Linked DNA regions of Homo sapiens: regions 2, 3, 4, 5, 6 and 7 are each linked to region 1. A link is a contact called in ENCODE Hi-C or POLR2A ChIA-PET data. All regions are on one chromosome and are shown on one strand. The core of a region is the stretch at or near the end of the contact, and the rest is flanking DNA. Distances in the headings are between cores, read along the strand shown.

Region 1 (2,660 bases), core at 99-2,598:
CGCCATTCTCCCAGAGAGCAGTACTAAGAATATGACTTAAATTTCACATTGGAGTGCCTCCCGTAACTTATATTCAAGAAATAGTACAGCTGATTGCCTGGGAATTTGCATGAAGAACGAAATACCAAAGTAATAAAATGCAGACCAATTCATAGACAGCTAGATCTTTCTTCACATCTGCAAAAAACAGATTCATCATCTCGTGGGGCCAAACACATATCATCTAGTGGATGCCTGAATAAAGATGAGGCCTGTACTTGGCTCTGAGTTTATTAATCCAAACAAGACTTTGACTGTCAGCATTCTGCAGTTTTCCTGATGGAGAAATCAGGCACCGAGGGCATAGTACAGGCAAGTCACAGTGAGTGTGGAGCAGGTGCCAAGGGCCACTGAATTCTGACTTATTTGGGATCAGTGGGAGGAAGGGAGCAAATGAATGCAATTTAAACATCACTGGCTTGGCCGGAGTCTTTCTGTCTGCTCCTCTGTAAGGGTGCCTGAACAAAGGCTCTGTGTCTAGTGCCCAGCACCGTGCCTGGCACAAAAACGGATATCAGTAAATATTTGGAATTCGTGAATAGCAGGTCCTTTCATCTTTACATCCCCAAAGCTCCTTCAAATAAGTTCGTGCATTTCATGCTACGAGATGGGCACCATCAACCCCATTATATTGGTGGGGAAACAGTGGCTCAAAAGAATGGACTGACCGACCAAGTCAAGACAGCAGCGAGGGTCGCGGTCCTAACCACACCACAGCTGCAGGACACTTAGATCTCAGCCACGCCCACCCACATGCACCGCCCCCCCCCCACCTCCTCCGCTGCTTACACGACGCCCCCACCTCGCGCCCCAGTCCCGCCAGGCTGGGGACAAGGCACAGCAGCGTCCTCTCGGCCTCTCCCAGGCCCCAATTCGACACAACCATTCCCCGTCCCCAGCCCCCGGACGAGGAGGGGGTGCAGCCCCTCCACCCCGCCCCGTCGCCGCCCCTAGCCCGACCTTTTTGTCCCAGATTTGCAGAGGCTTGCTGCCGATGCTGTAGAGGATGGAGAGGAAGCCGCTCTGGAACGTGTTTTTGAACATCTCGCCGGCGGCCTTCTCCTAAGCCGCCCCCGGAGCCGACCTAGGCCCCGGAGTAGATACAGGCACCGAGCGTCGAGGGCACAGCAGCAGGCCGGCCCTGTTCCGAAGAAGGGTGGTTGAGCTCCTGGCCTCCGGATCTGCAGCCACTGATGGCCGGACTCGGACGCGGCAACGCTAAGTCCGCGATCTTCAGCTCCTAAGCTGCGAGCTCAGAACGGAAACCACAGCAACTACCGTCCGCGCCGCGGTATTTCCCCGCCTTCAATGGAGGCGGAGGGCCGCCCGTTGCTTAAAATGAATCCCTCCGCCCATCTGAGCCCGCCCCCCGGGAGCGCGGGGCCCAATCCCGTTACAAGGACCACGGACTTCCGTTTCGTTCCGCCTGTAAGTCCCGCCTGGTCCCGCCTCCTCCTGAAAAGAGCTCAGTTGTCAAGGAACTATTTTTCTTGCCGTCGTCCCAGAGATGCCTTTGGAAAAGCGGAAGGGCACGGAGGGTTCTGGAGTTCGTTGCTGGCACCTGCGTGGTGTCATGAGAACGTGGCGGGGCGGTGAGTGACGTGAGGGGGCGTGACGGCCAGGCCGGGAGTAGTTGCCCGCGCGGGAGAACAGGGGCTGCGCAGGGAAAGCGGCTTTGAAAAAGAGCTTCTTGGCGTCGGGCGGACGCCCAACACATGCTTGTCGGCCAAGTACAGGATAAGGTTAAAGGGAACTAACCAATATTCAGCACTAACTGTGATAAGCGCCTAATATACATCCCTGCCTGTCATTATTCACATTGTGGCATGCAGTCAAAGCGACACTCTGAGGAAAATGTATCGCCTTAAATACATTGATTAGAAAATAAGAAAGCCCGAACATGATTAGGCCGGGCGCGGTGGCTCACGGCCGAAATCCCAGCACCTTGGGAGGCCGAGGCAGGCGGATCGCTTGAGTCCAGGAGTTCAAGACCAGCCTGGGCAAAAAAGCGAGACCCTTCCTCTACAAAAAAATACAAAAATCAGCCGGGCGTGGTGGCGCGCGCCTGTAATCCCAGCTACTTGGGGGGCTGAGGTGGGATGATCCCTTGAGCCCGGGAGGAGGAGACTGCAGTGAGCCGAGACCACGCCACTGCACTCCAGCCTGGGCGACAGAGCGAAACCCGGTCTCAAATAAATAAATAATCCTGAACATTAAGATAAAGGCAGACATTCATAAACAAAATTAAGAAAGTTGAGTTGAACCAACAGCTGATTTTTATTTTATTATTTATTTGTTTATTTATTTTTGAGACAGGATCTCGCTCTGTCACCTAGGCTGGAGTGCAGTGGCGCGATCATGGCTCACTGCAGCCTCGACCTCCCCTGCTCAGCCTATCCTTCCACCCAGTCTCCAGAGTAGCTGACTACAAGCGTGGGCCACCATGCCTGCGTTAATTTTTTGTTTTTGTAGAGACAGGGTTGCACTGTGTTGCTCAGGCTGGTCTCAAACTCAGGCTGGTCTACACTCCAGCCTGGGCAACACAGTCTCTGAAAAATAAAAATAAAAATTAATACGGCTGGGCGCGGTGGCTCACGCCTGCAATCCCAGCACTTTGGGAG
Region 2 (2,660 bases), core at 110-2,609, 940 kb before region 1:
GGGTGCCTTCCATTTTATGGTGTCCCTGTGGACACATGAATACACCAAATAACTGATGAATCGACAAATCTTATGTCACAGGTGGTAGGCAAGAGGTCATCGGGAATTCCGATCACCAGGCTCGCATCTGGCTTCTTGGGTCCCACTCCTGAACTAACCAGTCGGGCTACCCGAGCGTGCGGGAGTCTGAGAAACTGCATTTTAAAAGGGCCCCAGGAGATCTTGTTTTCCACTAACATTAAAGAACCACGACTACGAACAAACAGGTCTCCCCCTTTCCTCTGTGTGGACTGACAGTCACAAGGACCACCAACTCTCAAGCATGACGCTTCAACTCTCTTTGTTTCTTAAGTTTTCTGCAAAACGGGCCAGCTGGCTTGTTTTCCGTAATAGAAAATTCGCTTGGCACAGCAACTGGTACATGGCACACAATAAATGTGCTTCCCATCCTGCACTGCCATTCTGGGATTCAACCATTTCCAACCAGACGCCGCACATCCGAGTGAGTAACCTGGACCTGTTCCAAGACCTCTGGAACGGAGCCTGCTACTCACTTGAAACCTGGGTGGCCCTACCTAGCAGAAAATTGGGGAAACCCCATTAAACGCCCGGCAGTGTTGGGCCCGCCTGAAAGGGTCCTCGCCGCGACCCAGATGCCTTCCCGCGGGCACCCTCAGCTCCCCTCAGGCTGGGCCCGCAAGCCCCAGGCTTCGGCTACTCCGGACAAGGAGCGGGTGCGCGGACTGAGAACAGGCCTGGCCCTAACCCTAACAGCAGCCGCAGCTCATCTCTTCCGTAAGGAAGCTGGAACCCAGGTGTCGCCGCCAGGCCAGGACCGAGGCCGCACTCACCTACCGGCGCGCGGGAGGCGAGACGACCTCACCTCGGCGGCGCCCACCCCAAACCGCCACCGCAGAGCCGCTCGCTCTTAAAAAAGAAAAAAAAATGAAAGGAAGAAAGAAAGAAACAGAGGAAGGAATGAATGAAAGAAAGAAAAAAAAAAAGAAAATAGCCTTTGCTTTTGTATTTCTTTTGACCCTTCAGGGCTTCCTGTTCCTCACCGCCACAATAGAGTCCCGCCCCACTTCCGGCGACGTAACCCAATCCGCGGAGCTCTTCCTCCCCGGGAGCCCGATGGAAATCCGGTACCCTGAAAACGAGCCGGAGAGACTTGATTGGGCCATTCACGCCTCAGGATGAGGACTGGCCAGTCTGCGCCTGGAGGGCGGGCCGGTCCCGCTGATCACGTGACACGATTTTTGAAAGGTGATTGGCTGTCAAGGAGAGGGCTTGCCACCGAGGAAGGGGCGTTTCCTAGGGGACTGAGGGAGGGCTGGGGCGGTACGAAGCGGGGGTGGGCTCTGCGCGTAATGGCAGCGCCGTGGCCTCGCGTCCATCTTTGCCGTTCTCTCGGACCTGTCACAAAGGAGTCGCGCCGCCGCCGCCGCCCCCTCCCTCCGGTGGGCCCGGGAGGTAGAGAAAGTCAGTGCCACAGCCCGACCGCGCTGCTCTGAGCCCTGGGCACGCGGAACGGGAGGGAGTCTGAGGGTTGGGGACGTCTGTGAGGGAGGGGAACAGCCGCTCGAGCCTGGGGCGGGCGGACCGGACTGGGGCCGGGGTAGGCTCTGGAAAGGGCCCGGGAGAGAGGTGGCGTTGGTCAGAACCTGAGAAACAGCCGAGAGGTTTTCCACCGAGGCCCGCGCTTGAGGGATCTGAAGAGGTTCCTAGAAGAGGGTGTTCCCTCTTTCGGGGGTCCTCACCAGAAGAGGTTCTTGGGGGTCGCCCTTCTGAGGAGGCTGCGGCTAACAGGGCCCAGGTGAGAGGCAGCTATCTATCTCCTGGGGTGGCTCCTGGTACCGATGGGGTCCTGACCTACTCAGGGGTGCCCGGGATAGAAAGGGTAGATGAAGGGACGCTTTAGGAGGGTTCTTTTTGTGGAGTTTACGGTCTAGGTGGCACGGATGAGGCATACCTCCCCGGGGAGATTTAGAAACGCCTTGGGATAGAGAGAGAATGGGGCTAGGAAGCAGGAGCTAGAACTAGCGGAATGTCCTACTACGGAAGCCGGAGCTGAAAATTGGGTAAGGACCTTGGGGAGAGGGGATTTCTGGGCGGTGATGGGAAGAAGACACCTCCATCCACAGGAAAGCCAGAGTGGGGAGTAGTGAAAGGGAAACGGGAATTATTCCCTCTCTCTGTAGATCGACCAGGTGTCCCAGACACAGGATCCAACTGCTTCCGGGCTTATTGCCCGAGTGGGGTGGGGAGAGTCTATCCCACCAACACCCCTTGCGTGAGTCCAAATTAGGCATTTGTCTCTCCTGCTGCCTCACTTTCCCCGTCTTTGGGGAGGGAAACCGACTGAGACCGAGGCGGTCGGCTGAGACTCCGAGGTCCTGTCTTGTATAGTTCTCTGAGAGAGGTTGCTCCCCCTGGAGTGTTGTACTTTGAACTTTGAAGGGTTAGAAGTGTCTGTTATCGACTGAGTAGAATCCCGCAGTTTTCCAGGCCCTTTACCTACCATCTGTTCTTGCTTAGTGGAGTGACTTAACCTCCTTAAGTCTCTACTGTAAAATAACCAGCGCAGTATGTGAAAGTACAAATTACAAGCTGCGTGAACGTAAGTTAGTGTGATTCTACCACCAAACGGGTTGCTGTTG
Region 3 (2,660 bases), core at 87-2,586, 880 kb before region 1:
AATAAATTAGTAATAATTTATGTCACCTTGGTCACAGCTGTCACACCCGACTGTGTCTTTGTAACCATCTTTGTTTCAGATCCCACGGATATCTATTTTAAGTCCATTCAAAGATGTCTGCTAGGCCGGTTGTGGTGGCTCACACCTGTAATCCTAGCCCTTTTGGAGGCCAAGGTAGGTGGATCATCTGAGGTCAGGAGTTCGAGACCAGCCTGGCCAACATGGTGAAACCCTGTCTCTACTAAAAATTCAAAAATAGCCGGGCATAGTGGCACGTACTTGTAATCCTAGCTACTCGGGAGGCTGAGGCACGAGAATCGCTTGAACCTGGGAGGCGGAAGTTGTAGCCAGCCGAGATCGTGCCACTGCCCTCCAGCCTGGGCGACAGAGCAAGACTCCGTCTCAAAAAAATAAAAAATGTCTGCTAACCCATTCTGACTGGCCACCTGACCCTCAGTTCATACCTTAAACCCCTCTAGTTCCTCTAGTCATATACCACACTTTGGCCATAAGGTATCATGCAACTAAAGAGACACAATGCTTAGTTGTCCAATCAAGAGAAATCAGCTCAAACGAATCCTTTTTCAAAGTTTGGCAGTTTTGAAGAGGCCTTTTCCTGAAAGGTATCTGATTCCTGATTGCGTGGCTCAAAATAGTTCTTCAATTCTCATCTTGTATAATTAGTCAAGAAACCAATTACTGCCGAGTAATCTTTATGATGCGAAGATTATAACGTAAATTACAGGACATCGACTTCTTGCGATGGGGCTTTCCTTCCACGAGGGGTAGGAACTGTCTTGAAATCAGACGTCAGCATCACCTGGTTCAAGGGATAAGGGACTGGCTCTCCAGCGACTTGGCAACTTACAAGCGCTCTTTAAACACGCCTTAAACTACTTATTTAATCCTCCACACTCAGGGAGGCGCAATTTATTCTCGAGTTGCGAGTGAGGAAATTCTGGCTCGTGGCTTCGATTCCTTCATCCGTACAATGGGGGCGACTTGAGACGGAGTTCCCACACAACGGGTGCTCGCCGAAGCGCCGCATCCCTCCGCACTCCCTTCCGGGACTTCCTCTCCCTGTCTTGCCCCGCCCCGGCATCGGTAACGCTCGCCTGTGATTGGATGCCGGCCGGCCGTGAGGCGGTGGAAGGGGTTGCGGTGGCCATGGTGACAGGAGGCGGGGCGCCGCGCCCCTCCGGCAGTCACCGAGGCCCGGACCTGCGGCGTCGGCGGCGCGCGCAGAGGGCCAGGCGGGCGTAGAGGCCGGACCGACGCGTGGCGGCAGAGGGTATCCAAGGCCGGACCTGGCGCGCAGGCGCTGACCCGACCTGGCAGTGAGCTGGCCGCGGCCTTGGCTGAGAGGCCTTAACCCCGCCGGGCGGCCGCGCCCTGCATGCGAGTTGGGCCGCGGGCGGGGTTGGAGCCTACTCGGGGCGACTGCGATGGACGCCTTAGAAGGAGAGAGCTTTGCGCTGTCTTTGTGAGTAGCTCCTCCAGGGCGCAGGCGACTTGGGGCCGGAGGCAGCGGGCGTTCGCCCCGGGGCCTGACCCTATAAAACAGGTGTCCTTAGGGGCCGGGCCGGGCCGGGCCGGGCAGGGTGGGGGCCGCCAAGGCGCCGTCCCAGCTCCAGGCCTTCCTTTTGTAGAGTACTAAGGCTGCAGGTTTCAGGCCCCGCAGGACAGGAGTGCGAGGCGGGTGTCACCGTTGATCAGCGCCTCCATCACAATCCCCAGCCGCCAACCCTCAGCTGTCAGCAAAGCCTGGAGGGGTTGAGCGCCCGAGGCCCCTCCACCCCTCCCTGGCCCCCGCCTCCCGGACTCCTGACCAAATGACCCCCCCCGGCAGGTGTTTCGCCCGTGCCGGGTTCATGCTCACAAGCAGACAGGTATGGGGTGATAGCTAAGAGCCTGGAGAACAAGTTTTTATTAAAGTGGAGTCATGACATTGAACGTTCATGTCACAAACGTGCCGAGTGTGTTTTCTTCTGTTTGGACTTACTAGATCAGTCAGTCATTCTTAATCGTTGAAGATGGGTGATGGGAAGTTCGTTTTGCTACTCTTTTTTCTCTTGTGCATGTTTGAAAACGTCCATACTAAAAACATTTTTTTAATGCATTATTTGAAATAGCACCTAATCCAGGCATGTTTTTCAGCTCCTCCGCCTCTGATGCAGAATTTGATGCTGTGGTTGGATATTTAGAGGACATTATCATGGGTAAGCTTTTAAGATACTGTTTTTAAGGACTTGCTTGTTTCTTTAAGGACATTGAAATCAATTTGGAGAGTTAATTTTAAAAAGAGAAAACATCAAGCTGCCTGCAATTTTTAATGTAGCACAATGTAATACTTAAGTAAAGGCTTACTGCAGTTTGTCTTAGAAACAAACAGCCCAGTACTCCTGAAAACATCTAATAAGCATAGATTCAGAGGCTGGAAGGGACTGACTCAGGCTAATAGGGCACCAGCAGTGTGGCGTTCTTCGCAAAACTATAGGAAATAATGATCTACTCTATTTCTTATGTAGGGTAAGAGCAATTTCAATTTTAGATAGTTTTGAGTTTTAACATTTTCATGCCATAAAACACATAAAACCAGGCCAGGTGCGGTGGCTAACGCCTGTAATCCCAGCACTTTGGGAGGCCGAGGTGGGCGGATC
Region 4 (2,660 bases), core at 45-2,544, 760 kb before region 1:
CTAACCCCATGCACCAGGCAGCCCATTGGGTTGGGTGGGGGGGCGGGGGGGGGTGGTTGAGGAGAGAGAGGTCCCTGGCCTTGGGATCTGTGGCCCCTCTGCCCAGCCCAACTGGCTCATAGCGTGGGATGCTGGCTCCACAACTGGTTTCCCTCAGATTGGCAGCCTGGAGACACCAGTACAGCTCAGTCCTATACCAAGGCAGAGCTGCTGACTCTTCTGGAGTCTCAGGGATTGTTGCCACTGCCTTTAGGGAAGGCTGCCATGAAGGCAGACTGTGTTCTAATGTGCTCCCAAGGCTGGCAAGCCTCTGCACCCTTCGGTGAGAGCCTGTTGGAGGGCCGGTGCTGGGAAGCCCTCTCCCCATTGCACTAGCCCAATGCTCTCTTTGGGCAGATAGAGAACTCAGGCCCCACGAGAGGCAAGCCTTATCCAAGCCACGGCTACAGAGTTGAGGAGCCAAGAGCCACAGAGTTATCGGGGATGGGTTGGCAGCCACCTTGTTCTTTGGGCTAACAGGGGCCAGAGCAGAGGTGGGAGTGGGTGCAAAGCAGGGAGCGGGAGACCGGGAGGTGGAGGCAGGGAGGCCAGGGCTCTCTCCTGGGTCCTGAGCTGTCCACATTCTGCTCATCATGGTGGTGGGAGGGGAGTTCTCCACTCTGATGCTGTGGATAACCTGGGGTGGCTCCGGGCCTCAGTTTCCCCATCTATCCATATGAAGTTGGACTCAATCCTTCTTTCAGCAGACCCTGCACCAAGCCCCTGCTGACTTCAGGCTCCCTGCTGGGCTCTGGAGATGCATAGATCAACAAGGTCCCCCAGGAGCTTGGGATTCTAAGAGGGGAAATTTAGGGGTCCATCCTGATGTGGGCGAGGCATTCTCTGGATCAAAGAAGAGCTTGTCAGACCCAGGATGGAGGGGCCCTGAGTCTCTCCCGGCCCCTTGGCGCCCCGCTCTCTATTCCACGGCCTGCTGGCCTTTTGTGTGTTGCCCACTTAGGATCAAGGGCCCCAGGCCAGATCCTAGGGCATGTTCCCAGCTTGTGGCAGGAGAGGAGGCCTTTGTACCCAGGCAGGCCCAGTCCAGCCTCCCGGGGAAGGTCCCAGTATGACAAGCCTAGGATGGTGAGAAGCCCAGGGACACAAAGCCGGCTTGGTTCCTTGGCAACATCCTGAGGAATCCAGCGGCTGCACACTGGCTCCCTTCCTCTCCCCTCCCACCCTCCTGCCTGCGGGGGCTGGAGGCGGAGGCAGCCAACCCCATTATAAAAAGCCACAGATCTCTGGCGGCGGCAAGGGGACAGCACTGAGCTCTGCCGCCTGGCTCTAGCCGCCTGCCTGGCCCCCGCCGGGACTCTTGCCCACCCTCAGCCATGGCTCCGATATCTCTGTCGTGGCTGCTCCGCTTGGCCACCTTCTGCCATCTGACTGTCCTGCTGGCTGGTAAGTGGGGCTTGACTTGGGCACAAACAGGGTAGGGAGCCCCCAGCCCCTTGTCTATCCCTCAAGCCTGACATCAGGGGCCCCAGACCCTGCCTGGGTAAAGCTCAAGGCCGGTGGCAGCCGCTTCCCCAGGGATGTGCGAGAGGGGGCTGGGCACCTCGCTTCCCCCAGATGCAGCGCTGGACAGATTTCCAGTTGCCAGCGACCGCCCTGCCTGGCCCAGCGAGCAAAGTGGCTGTGCCTGGAAGCACAGAGAGGTGGTGTGGGTGGCATAAGGGAGCCAGGTGTGGGTGTGCCAGGAGGGCGGGGGTGGAGAGAGCCTGCAGAAGCTCCTGCTGGGCACTGGGGTGGGAGGCCCTGGCTGACAGTGGCTGGCTCTTTCCATCAAGCGTTAATGTGTAACCCGCAGCCCTGGCCCTGGGCCAGGCCACAGTTGGGACTTTCTCCTGTCCTGTTTTCAAAGCCCCCAGGATTAGGGGGCCCAGGACCAGTGAAGGTCAAGGTCACTGCAGCTCATGGTTGGGGCTTGCCACTGCTGTGCTAGTCTATAGCCCCAGTTGCTCTGCCTGTGTCTACCCGTCATGCTGTCTTCCTCCTCCAAGCACAGTGTAGAAAATGCTTTTGCCTCTAGTCACTTGCTTACTGAAGCCCAGGACCTGGTAGGGGTACATAATTAACCATCCTACCTGATATGGATAAGATGGAGGCCCAGAGAGGTTTAGAAACTGGCCTGACAATGCACAGCCAGCAAGTAGGGCAGGAGAAGGTAAGACACATGGGACTGAATGCAGGAGAGAGCACAGATGCACACTCACCACCTCTGTGGGCCACATCACCTCCATGAACCGCTAGCCAGCCCCCTCCTCAGGGAGTGCCCCCACCATCTGGCAGGGTGACCTTCAGAGAAGGTGGGCACACAGCAAGTCTGGGAGAATGAGAAGTAGTCCCCACTGTCCAGATATTTCCATGGAGCAAACTCACCCTGGGGCAGGGAGCAGGTGTGTGGGTGGGTGGGCACGTGAGAGTGGTGGAGGCAAATTCCTGCTGGCTTCCTGCTGTCTGGGCTGGGGCCCTGAAGCCTGAGGTGTCTGCGGACAGTGAGATCTGGAAAGCAGGGAGTCAGATGGCGGCTGCTTTGCCACAGTCCTGTTATGTGACCGTGAGCAGGGTCTTGCCTCCTCTGGTCCCAGTTGCTGCATCTTTAAATATAGCTATTA
Region 5 (2,660 bases), core at 70-2,569, 680 kb before region 1:
GAATCAACAATGAAACAGGAACGTCTCCAGGCATTTGGCGTGTGTCAGGAATTAGGGTTTCAGAAAGGATACCCAAATGTTAGTTTCCACAGGAAAGGCTCATTCAAAGATGGATGGATAGAACTCAGAAACAAATCCTTATGGAGAGGAGTGTTTTACCTAAAACCAGAAATATGGATCTAAAATTTTAACCTTTGGGGTAAGTTTTGGCTTAGGAGGTCTTCCCCGCACCCGTGCAGGGGGGAGCCGGATATTCTGAAAAGACTAGATTTGACAAGGGGTGTGCAAAGCACAACTTTAACAGACACAATGATGGGGTCTGACTGCAAACACAAAATCGACAGAATCACATGCTCTTGTCGTCAGTTACTCTTAGCCCAAAAACCGTTTACTTCTTCCTACTAAGCCTTCTCTGATGACACCCCCGTGAAGTGCTCTGTTAGTGGCTAGACCGTGACCTCCTTGAGCCATCCAGAGCTTGGCACTCAGTAATGTCAGAATGAAGGGCACCAGCCTTTCCCGAACTTGCAGATCCTACAAATCACCCGAGGGAGTGGTTAAAATGAGATTCCTGGACCACACCCAGACCCACTCAATCAATCCTTCTGGACAAAGGCCTAGCTGTCTGTTCTAGTAACAAGCATCCTTCCGATCTGGATACTTAATTATATCAACTCAACACGCTGGGGGTTCGGACAAGTTGCAGGTTCGAAATTACAATCGTGAGCTCAGGTACCCCCCGACTCCAAGGCTTTCGTGCTTTGCTGCCAGGAACCCCCAGGGACCAAAACGTCACGGGGACTGAGGCCCAAGGTCACAACGATTGGCTACTGGTAGGACCGGGTCTCAGAACCAGGTCTCCCCGATCCCAAGCTCGGAGCCGTTTCTCCTCAGCGTGGTGTCCCCGGGGCCTCAGAGTAGGGCCGGCTGCGCAAGGGACGAGGCAGCCGGGGAACGGCAGAAATTCCCAGTCAGGACCCCAGGGAGGTTAGGGCCGGCCCTGGCCCCTCACACCGACTTCTCAGGAATAAACCAGCCGGGGCTTTCAGCGGGGCGGCCGTGGCTGCGTTCCCATCGAGGAACGGGGTGGGAAGAGAAAATGAGAGGATGTGGGAACGAGGGTGGGCCGGGAGGGGACAGTTGAGGGAGCTCTGGCGCTCAGCTGGCCCCCACCACTCTCACCTGCCGCCTGGGCTCGCTCCCGGCTTCTCTCCAGCCGTCGACTCCACGCCTTGCGCCTCTCGCGAGAGGAGGAGGCTCCACGGAGCGACGACTTCCGCCCTCCTTAGGGCCGTGGTCCCGTAGCTACCGGTCGCGTCGCCGTGGGCGACGTGCCCGCTTCCAAAATGGCGGCGGCGGCGGTATCTGGTGCGCTTGGCCGGGCGGGCTGGAGGCTCCTGCAGCTGCGATGCCTGCCCGGTGAGGGGGCTGCCAAGCCGGGGAGAGGCGGGGAGCGCGGAGGGGGCGCGAGGCCGGCTTCAGCTGGGTTCGACGGTGGGGGGAAGAGGCCGTTGGGGCGGCCCACGAGCAAGGTGAGGTGAAGGGCATCGGCGCGGGCTCGGGCGAGCCGCCTGGCTAGCTTCGGCCCTGCTCCGCTGTCTGTGAGGGGCAGATGCAGCGGGGCAGGGCCTGTCACCCCCATTTCATGGAGTTGGCAGAGCCTCAGAGAGGGCTCGGGGTACGAAAGTCACGCAGCCTGAGCCTGTTGGTTACAGAACTGGCAGTCGCAGACCCATTCTCAAGTCCATTGCCAAGTCCACTGGAAGGACAGGTGGACACGGCCACAGAGAGCCTAGTCCATTGTTTCCCGAAAGCCAGCCGTTTCCTCACCACTTCACGAATTCTGTGATACTCTCTTACCACCTTTGCCACTATGTACTCAGTATTTTTATTTTTAAATAGGAGTTCTTAAAGAGGAAACTTTATATCATTGTCATAAATGGAAAACTAATATCGCCTTCCTTAATTAGAACGTATGCATTAACACTTTAGCATACATACATAACTGATGAAACGTTCACCTGTATTTCACCTAAAATCTTCTCATGACCCTCAGTGGTACTACAGTCATACTTTGCATCTGCTCCTTCCTTTTCAAAGTTTTGCGGATATTTGTGCCGTATCTTTCAGTACATGTATTAAAATATTGATATTTTGGCACATACTATTCTGTTTCTTTTTTTTCTTTTTTTTTTTTTTCTGAGACAGGGTCTGGCTCCTCAGCCTCCCAAGGAGCTGGGACTACAAGTGCGTGCCACCCTACTTGGCTTAATTTTGTTGTTGAGACAGAGTCTCACTCTGTCACCCAGGCTGGAGTGCAGTGGTACAATCTCGGCTCACTGCAGCCTCTACCTCCTGGGTTCAAGTGATTCTCCTGCCTCAGCCTTCCTAGTAGCTGGGGTTGTGCCACCATGCCCAGCTAATTTTTTATTTTTAGTAGACGGGGTTTCACCATGTTGGCCAGGCTAGTCCAAAACTCCTGACCTCAAGTTATCTGCCTGCCTCAGCCTCCCAAAGTGTTGGGATTACAGGTATGAGCCACCGCCTAGCCCCCTTTTGTTGTATTTATACAAAATTCCAAACTAAAGATGTGTAGTAAAAGTAATGTCTATGACCCCGCAAATCCACCAAGAGAAATGAAGGTATGTGTCTACAAAAAA
Region 6 (2,660 bases), core at 161-2,660, 640 kb before region 1:
TCAGCTTCCAGAGGTGCGTGAGCCACAGTGGGCTCCCAGCTCCTGGGTCTCAGCGCTGACTGGCATGGCCAGCAGGCTGTTGTTACTGGAGAACCAGCTGTGCCCAAGACCCGCAGTTTGGTTCAGAGCTGCCTCAGGGAAGAGCATGCTGCTGACATCGAGGCCAGGCCTAGTTGGGCGGCCCCACCTTGGCCAGGGTTGTGGGGTGAGGTCATGCCCAGCCCTGCTGCCCTGCCCAGGAGGGAAGTGCTGGGAGTAACCAGTACCAGCACAGCAAGGCAAGCAACTGGGGAGAGGAGGCACAGCTCCTGGGATCAGAGTTGGGGGTGGGGGCAGGAAGAGCCTGTACCAGCGCCACATCCCTCTGAAAGGGTCCAGGAAAGAACCTGCCCTAAGCAAGCCCACCTCACACTGCCCAAGTGGAGTCTCCTAGAGATACTGCCAGGCCCCTCGCTGCCCTGGCCATCAGACCCCTCCAACCCACACCCTCCATCCAAGCGGAAGCGCCCCAGCAACTGACGTGTCCCCATGGCTTGGGGCAGGCAGGCTGCACAGAGCCCCTGCTCTGCCACATCACCCAGGTGCCCAGCCTCGGCTCATGCCCCTTTTCAGTAATAGAAAGCATGTAACTGGATCTAGGGCCTTGCGGGCCCTGGGGGAGAAGGTGGACAGGACCTTGGGGGCCAATGGAGAAAGGTTCAAGGACAGGAGGCAGCTGGCCATGAGTTTGGGCTGTGGGGAGAAACCCCATAGGCAGGAGGGGGTCGGCAGTGGGGGCCAGCTGGGGTACAGAAAATCATCTCTTGGAATTTGGAGGAGGTGAGCGAACAGGAGGCCCCGGGGAGGAGCAGGAAGGCAGAGAGAAGGTTGGGAGCTGCCAGGGGCTGGGTTATGCCCCTTCCGGGGGGGCAGGCCCGGGAGCGCAGGGCCTGGGTTGCTCGGATGAGGTTTGTGTGGGTGCGGGTGAGGTCAGCTCGCGACCTGGGCTCCCCCGGAGAGGAAAGCTGCGGGTGGAGAGAGCGCAGGGAGTTTCAGGGCCCAGGCACTGGCTTTTGGGGGGCGGGTCTCTAAGCTCCCCACCCGAGAGTAGGAAGGTCCCATGGGACGGAGCGTCCTCAGGTTCAGGAAGTGACTGAGGGTCCTCAGGGGTGGGAGTCGCCGAGACTCTTGCAGGCTCTGGGCGGCCTATGTCCCCCTCCCTGCCTCACGCCCCCCAATTTACCTGGGCGCCGAGGCCCGGGCCAGGAGCGCCTGCTCAGCGGCGCCGCGGAGCAGGCTCATGCCCGCGTCACGGCGCGGCTGGCGGGGGCGGCAGGGCGGCGGCGGCGCCGGGCTCCAGGCGGGGACGGCGAGGGAGGCGCGGCCGCAGGGCTAGGGATCGGGCTCCGGCTGGGGCTCCGGCTGGGACTCCGCTCCGCTCCCCCCTCCGCCAGGTCTCGCCGCTGCGCCCCGCCCCCTGCCCCGCCCTGGCGGCCGGCCCCCGCCGTATTCCTCCGAGCCGCGGGACGCGCGATTCTGCCCTGGCGCCCTGGCACCCCCGCACCCGCTTCAGGTCGCCCCCGGTACCCCCAGCTCATTCCCACCGCCCCTCCCTGGGCCCCAAAGCCCACATGGCCTCTCAGCCCCTGAAAGCTGAACTCCACATCAGCTCCCAGCCCCCACATCTCAACCCCTTCACTTCTTCAGGAATCACATACACACCCATACGCCACATCAGCTCCCAGCCCCCATATCTCAATTCCTTCACTTCTTCAGGAATCACATACACACCCATTGCTCCCCTAACCCCATCATGACTCTCTGGGCCCTCACAGCCCAGCTCTCCCAGCCCCACAGTGACCTCCTCTGCTACCCCTCCTCAAGTAGCCGCACCAGCACCTCTGTCTTCCCTGGTCTCCTCTCCACCCTCAAAACATCCAGTTCTCCCATTCTAGGTCCCCCTGAGACTTTGCCCTCAAGCTCAAACTTCATTCCCCTTCATTGCTGCCCCCACCCAGCCCCCAACCCCCTCACCTCTGCCCTTCGGGCCTGTGCAGTGGTTGACTCACTGATCTGTCGGAATCCCCAGTCACAGGCCTCAGCTGTGCCAGGCAGGGACAAGAGAAGTTGCCCAGTGCCTCCTCTGGGGAGGAGCTGTCCCCCCTCTGGTTTTCACGTCTGTACCTTTTTACACCAGGGCTTCTCAAAGTGTAGTCCCTGGACCAGAAGCTTCCCATCACCTTGAAACTTGTTAGAAATGCAAATTCCCTGCCCTACTCAGACCTATGAAATCAGAATTTTTGGGGGTTTCCAGCAGAAATGTGTGTTTTAACAGGCCAGGTGATTCTGATGCACACGAATGTGTGAGAACCACTGCTTTAGACCATATATACAAAACAAAACAATAGGCCACCTGAACAGCCAAAATCCTGAGAAATGAAAATACCTCCACATCCAGCTACTGTCCAGGTGTCTCAGAGGAATAGGCCTAAAGCAGTGAGGGACCAAGGATCCCAACACCCACCCATGGAATGCATGCCCCTGCCCCGGAGACGCCTGGGCCTCAGCCTTGCCCAGGGAGCTTAAAAGGAGGCTGCCTCTGGATGTCTGAAAATTTCCCTGATGGTCATTGTGGTGTCTGTGATCAGCCTGAGCTAACCAGCCCCAGGCCCATGGCCAAG
Region 7 (2,660 bases), core at 97-2,596, 630 kb after region 1:
TCATTGTGAGACAGTGTTGGGTGTGACAGTGCTCTACCTTATGGTGAGATAAACTCTATCTGTACCTTCTATTCATAGGCCTGTATCTGATCATTAGAGCCAGGAGAAAAAAAGAAACAAAACCCTGCCTATTTGAATACAGGTGTTAGTGTTTTAATAATCTCTTCTTTAGCCCATGGCATGAGAAACAGCTGAGGACCTGGGGCTATCTGGTCTGTAGCCCCTGCCCTCCTAATCTCTCTTCTCTGGCTAACAAAACATTAAAATGTCGTGATAAGAATTTAGAACCACATCGCTGCTGCTTGTTTGGTTTAAAAAAAATTAAATTAAAAAAATATAAAAAAGAATTTAGCACCACAGGAGATGTCTGACCTAGGCAAGTAGAGTGAGATGATCACTTCCATTGTTTTGAACTTTATCCTTTTATTAATACAACTCAAGCACATATTGGTGTGTTGATGATAATGGCCTGTGGCCAGCAGTAGCATATGTGAAAAAGGAATCCTGGCCGGGCGTTTTTTACAGGCATGGTGGCTCATGCCTGTAATCCTAGCACTAGCACTTTGGGAGGCTGATGTGGGTGGATTGCTTGAGGTTAGGAGTTTGAGACCAACCGGACCAACATGGTGAAACCCTGTCTCTACTAAAAATACAAAAGTTAGCTGGGTGTGGTGGTGGCAGGCTCCTATAATCCCAGCTACTTGGGAGGCTGAGGCATGAGAATTGCTTGAACCTTGGAGGTGGAGGTTGCAGTGAGCTGAGATCGCACCACTGCACTTCAGCCTGAGCGACAAAGCGAGATTCTGTCTCAAAAACAAACCACCAAACAACAACAAAAAACCCCTAAGAGTGCACAGTTTATTTATTAACCTTTTTGAGAATGTGGCAATTTTTATATAATTTTTAAAAAGTATATGTGGTGTTGAGGCATTTTAGGCACTATTGTGATTACAGAAAACGCCATTTTATGCAATACCTTTGAGAATTCACGTTGACTAGAATTCGATGTTCCACTCAGCTATGGCTTGTCTTTGGTAGGACAATTACTATTTAGCACTTGGCAAAATTCTTGGTGTAATTTGACTGGATTATTGGTAAAAAGAAGAAAAATTGCAAGTGACACTAAATTCTTCTCAGATAACTGGACATTCTTGGTTTTCCAGTATTTTAGAAAATGCTGGAGCAGGAGAAAGAATGGGGTTTGGAATTAGACACATTTGGCTTTGAATCTCTTTTCTACCACTAGGTAATTGTATGACAATGGAGAGGTGATTACTGCGCTGAAAATCAGTTTCCTGAAGTGAAAAAGGGAATCAAGTTACGTCACAGAGCCTGGTGTGAGCGGCGCTCTGTCAACACCAGCTCTTCATGGGTTGTGGTTTCCTCCAGTTCCTGGATGTGTGGAGTTCATCCTCCACTGACTGGCGCCCCGGTTGACAATGAGGTCTGGTAAGTCCTGCCACTAAAACTGTTATTGAATGTGCTCGATCTCCAGTGACTTCTGTGTTTAAAATAGGAAGTAAGGAACAGATAGATGCAAGATCCCTCTGAACCTTGAGATCTGGTAGTTCAGGAGCGTTTTCTCAGCTTGGACATCTTGTGCAGGGTGGTTATGTGCATGTGTATGTGTGCGTATGTATAATAGGCACAGCTGTGTGGAAGATAACAGGACTCTTGAAGTGAATGAGGGCGGGAGTGTGTACCTGTTGTTGCATGGGGAGGACGGCCCCTGACCAGGAGATGTTTTCGGATGCAGCCCCTGCCCCTACCAACAGTTCTCAGGGCCCTCTAGTATTCTGTGAGCTTATTGCGAGGTGTTACGGAGGTGGCCTCGGCTGGTTGTAGCATCTCTAGGCAGCGGCTGCCATCTCGTGGTAGAAGTCTCAGGATGCTTCCTGCAGAATGATGGCTTCAAGGGCTGAGCCTTTTATCTGGCTTCTCAGCAGGCCAGATTCTGCTTTTCAAAGAGAATTAGGTGATTGCACCAGAAAGCAATTTAAAAATTGTATAAACTGAACAAAGGTAGATGTATTCTGGAGTAAAATGTATGTCATGTTTATTTGTTTATTTTTATTTTTATTTTTTTTGAGATGGGATTTTGCTTTTGTCCCCCAGGCTGGAGTGCAATGGTGAGATCTCAGCTCATTGCAACCTCTGCCTCCTGGGTTCAAGCGATTCTCCTGCCTCAGCTTTTCGAGTAGTTGGGATTACAGGTGCCCACCCCAATACCCGGCTAATTTTTTTGTATTTTTTAGTAGAGTGGGGGTTTACCATGTTGGCCAGGCTGATCTCAAACTCCTGACCTCTGATCCACCTGCCTTGGCCTCCCAAAGTACTAGAATTATAGGCATGAGCCACCGTGCCCGGCCCTGTCGTATTTATTTTTAACTTTATAGAAACTTTACACAATGCCAAGCCACTTAAGGTCATCTATCCAAGCCCTTGATAAACCCGTTCACTCTGCTCTACATTGTTTACTTAGGGAAAAAAATCCAGATCTTTATAACATAGACTTTTATACTTACTGAACCAAAAAAGGTCCACATCCACTCTCCTGTTTACATTTTTAAATTTAGAAATGCTAACATGGGTATGTGTTAATTGGTAAGGGCATAAGATAAAACGAAAAGAAGAAAACATCTTCTCACATCCTCTCTCTC

What was found. Hi-C counts contacts between places; a loop is a spot of excess contacts on that map. ChIA-PET counts read pairs that join two places held with the same protein, here RNA polymerase II (POLR2A). Pooled maps may share reads with other maps.
Region 2: a loop to region 1 is called in a map of CD4-positive, alpha-beta T cell, with 9 times the contacts of the local background. The contact joins the promoter of RSPRY1 here to the promoter of CFAP20 in region 1. A Hi-C loop is called at or near these places in 1 of 168 maps with a recorded cell type or tissue (CD4-positive, alpha-beta T cell), 1 of 37 single-sample maps with no recorded cell type and 11 of 50 pooled maps. POLR2A ChIA-PET finds 5 or more read pairs at or near these places in 1 of 52 experiments (activated T-cell).
Region 3: a map of naive thymus-derived CD4-positive, alpha-beta T cell shows a loop between it and region 1 (17-fold over the local background). The contact joins the promoter of ARL2BP here to the promoter of CFAP20 in region 1. A Hi-C loop is called at or near these places in 2 of 168 maps with a recorded cell type or tissue (CD4-positive, alpha-beta memory T cell and naive thymus-derived CD4-positive, alpha-beta T cell), 1 of 37 single-sample maps with no recorded cell type and 14 of 50 pooled maps.
Region 4: a loop to region 1 is called in a map with no recorded cell type, with 3 times the contacts of the local background. The contact joins the promoter of CX3CL1 here to the promoter of CFAP20 in region 1. A Hi-C loop is called at or near these places in 1 of 37 single-sample maps with no recorded cell type. POLR2A ChIA-PET finds 5 or more read pairs at or near these places in 1 of 52 experiments (activated CD4-positive, alpha-beta T cell).
Region 5: a map of B cell shows a loop between it and region 1 (25-fold over the local background). The contact joins the promoter of COQ9 here to the promoter of CFAP20 in region 1. A Hi-C loop is called at or near these places in 4 of 168 maps with a recorded cell type or tissue (B cell, CD8-positive, alpha-beta T cell, GM12878 and 1 more) and 11 of 50 pooled maps. POLR2A ChIA-PET finds 5 or more read pairs at or near these places in 2 of 52 experiments (activated CD4-positive, alpha-beta T cell and naive thymus-derived CD8-positive, alpha-beta T cell).
Region 6: a loop to region 1 is called in a pooled map, with 9 times the contacts of the local background. The contact joins the promoter of DOK4 here to the promoter of CFAP20 in region 1. A Hi-C loop is called at or near these places in 1 of 168 maps with a recorded cell type or tissue (CD4-positive, alpha-beta T cell), 2 of 37 single-sample maps with no recorded cell type and 9 of 50 pooled maps. POLR2A ChIA-PET finds 5 or more read pairs at or near these places in 2 of 52 experiments (B cell and naive thymus-derived CD8-positive, alpha-beta T cell).
Region 7: a map of CD4-positive, alpha-beta T cell shows a loop between it and region 1 (5-fold over the local background). The contact joins the enhancer-like site here to the promoter of CFAP20 in region 1. A Hi-C loop is called at or near these places in 1 of 168 maps with a recorded cell type or tissue (CD4-positive, alpha-beta T cell) and 6 of 50 pooled maps. POLR2A ChIA-PET finds 5 or more read pairs at or near these places in 1 of 52 experiments (WTC11).

Annotation. Positions count from the first base shown.
Region 1 is chr16:58,128,033-58,130,692 of GRCh38, forward strand. CFAP20 (cilia and flagella associated protein 20) reads right to left here and starts at 1,349. Exons shown (of 6, transcript NM_013242.3): 1 at 1,000-1,349. The coding sequence starts at 1,083. It overlaps LOC101927556 (a long non-coding RNA gene), which reads left to right and starts at 852. Exons shown (of 4, transcript NR_188516.1): 1 at 852-1,631. RefSeq lists enhancers at 613-1,534, 1,074-1,243, 1,535-2,455 and silencers at 874-1,013, 2,136-2,373.
Region 2 is chr16:57,184,970-57,187,629 of GRCh38, forward strand. It overlaps RSPRY1 (ring finger and SPRY domain containing 1), which reads left to right and starts at 1,360. Exons shown (of 15, transcript NM_133368.3): 1 at 1,360-1,482. It overlaps PSME3IP1 (proteasome activator subunit 3 interacting protein 1), which reads right to left and starts at 1,070. Exons shown (of 7, transcript NM_024946.4): 1 at 852-1,070. RefSeq lists enhancers at 695-744, 2,056-2,660 and a silencer at 1,445-1,654.
Region 3 is chr16:57,243,923-57,246,582 of GRCh38, forward strand. It overlaps ARL2BP (ARF like GTPase 2 binding protein), which reads left to right and starts at 1,337. Exons shown (of 6, transcript NM_012106.4): 1 at 1,337-1,483; 2 at 2,158-2,219. The coding sequence starts at 1,446. It overlaps LOC124903697 (a long non-coding RNA gene), which reads right to left. Exons shown (of 2, transcript XR_007065082.1): 2 at 1,893-2,660. RefSeq lists silencers at 1,056-1,435, 1,526-1,735.
Region 4 is chr16:57,371,196-57,373,855 of GRCh38, forward strand. CX3CL1 (C-X3-C motif chemokine ligand 1) reads left to right here and starts at 1,295. Exons shown (of 3, transcript NM_002996.6): 1 at 1,295-1,443. The coding sequence starts at 1,374.
Region 5 is chr16:57,446,160-57,448,819 of GRCh38, forward strand. COQ9 (coenzyme Q9) reads left to right here and starts at 1,320. Exons shown (of 9, transcript NM_020312.4): 1 at 1,320-1,419. The coding sequence starts at 1,347. CIAPIN1 (cytokine induced apoptosis inhibitor 1) reads right to left here and starts at 1,226. Exons shown (of 9, transcript NM_020313.4): 1 at 1,183-1,226. RefSeq lists an enhancer at 1,138-1,432.
Region 6 is chr16:57,485,083-57,487,742 of GRCh38, forward strand. DOK4 (docking protein 4) reads right to left here and starts at 1,411. Exons shown (of 9, transcript NM_018110.5): 1 at 1,223-1,411. RefSeq lists an enhancer at 664-1,460 and a silencer at 1,292-1,591.
Region 7 is chr16:58,754,730-58,757,389 of GRCh38, forward strand. LOC107984867 (a long non-coding RNA gene) reads left to right here. Exons shown (of 3, transcript XR_001752227.2): 2 at 1,247-1,449. Among named protein-coding and RNA genes, the nearest start is that of GOT2, 22 kb to the left of the region's middle. RefSeq lists a silencer at 1,676-1,970. Within about 2 kb of position 1,347, at least 2 of the 41 ENCODE cell types and tissues checked have a DNase peak (open chromatin) inside an H3K27ac peak, as active enhancers do.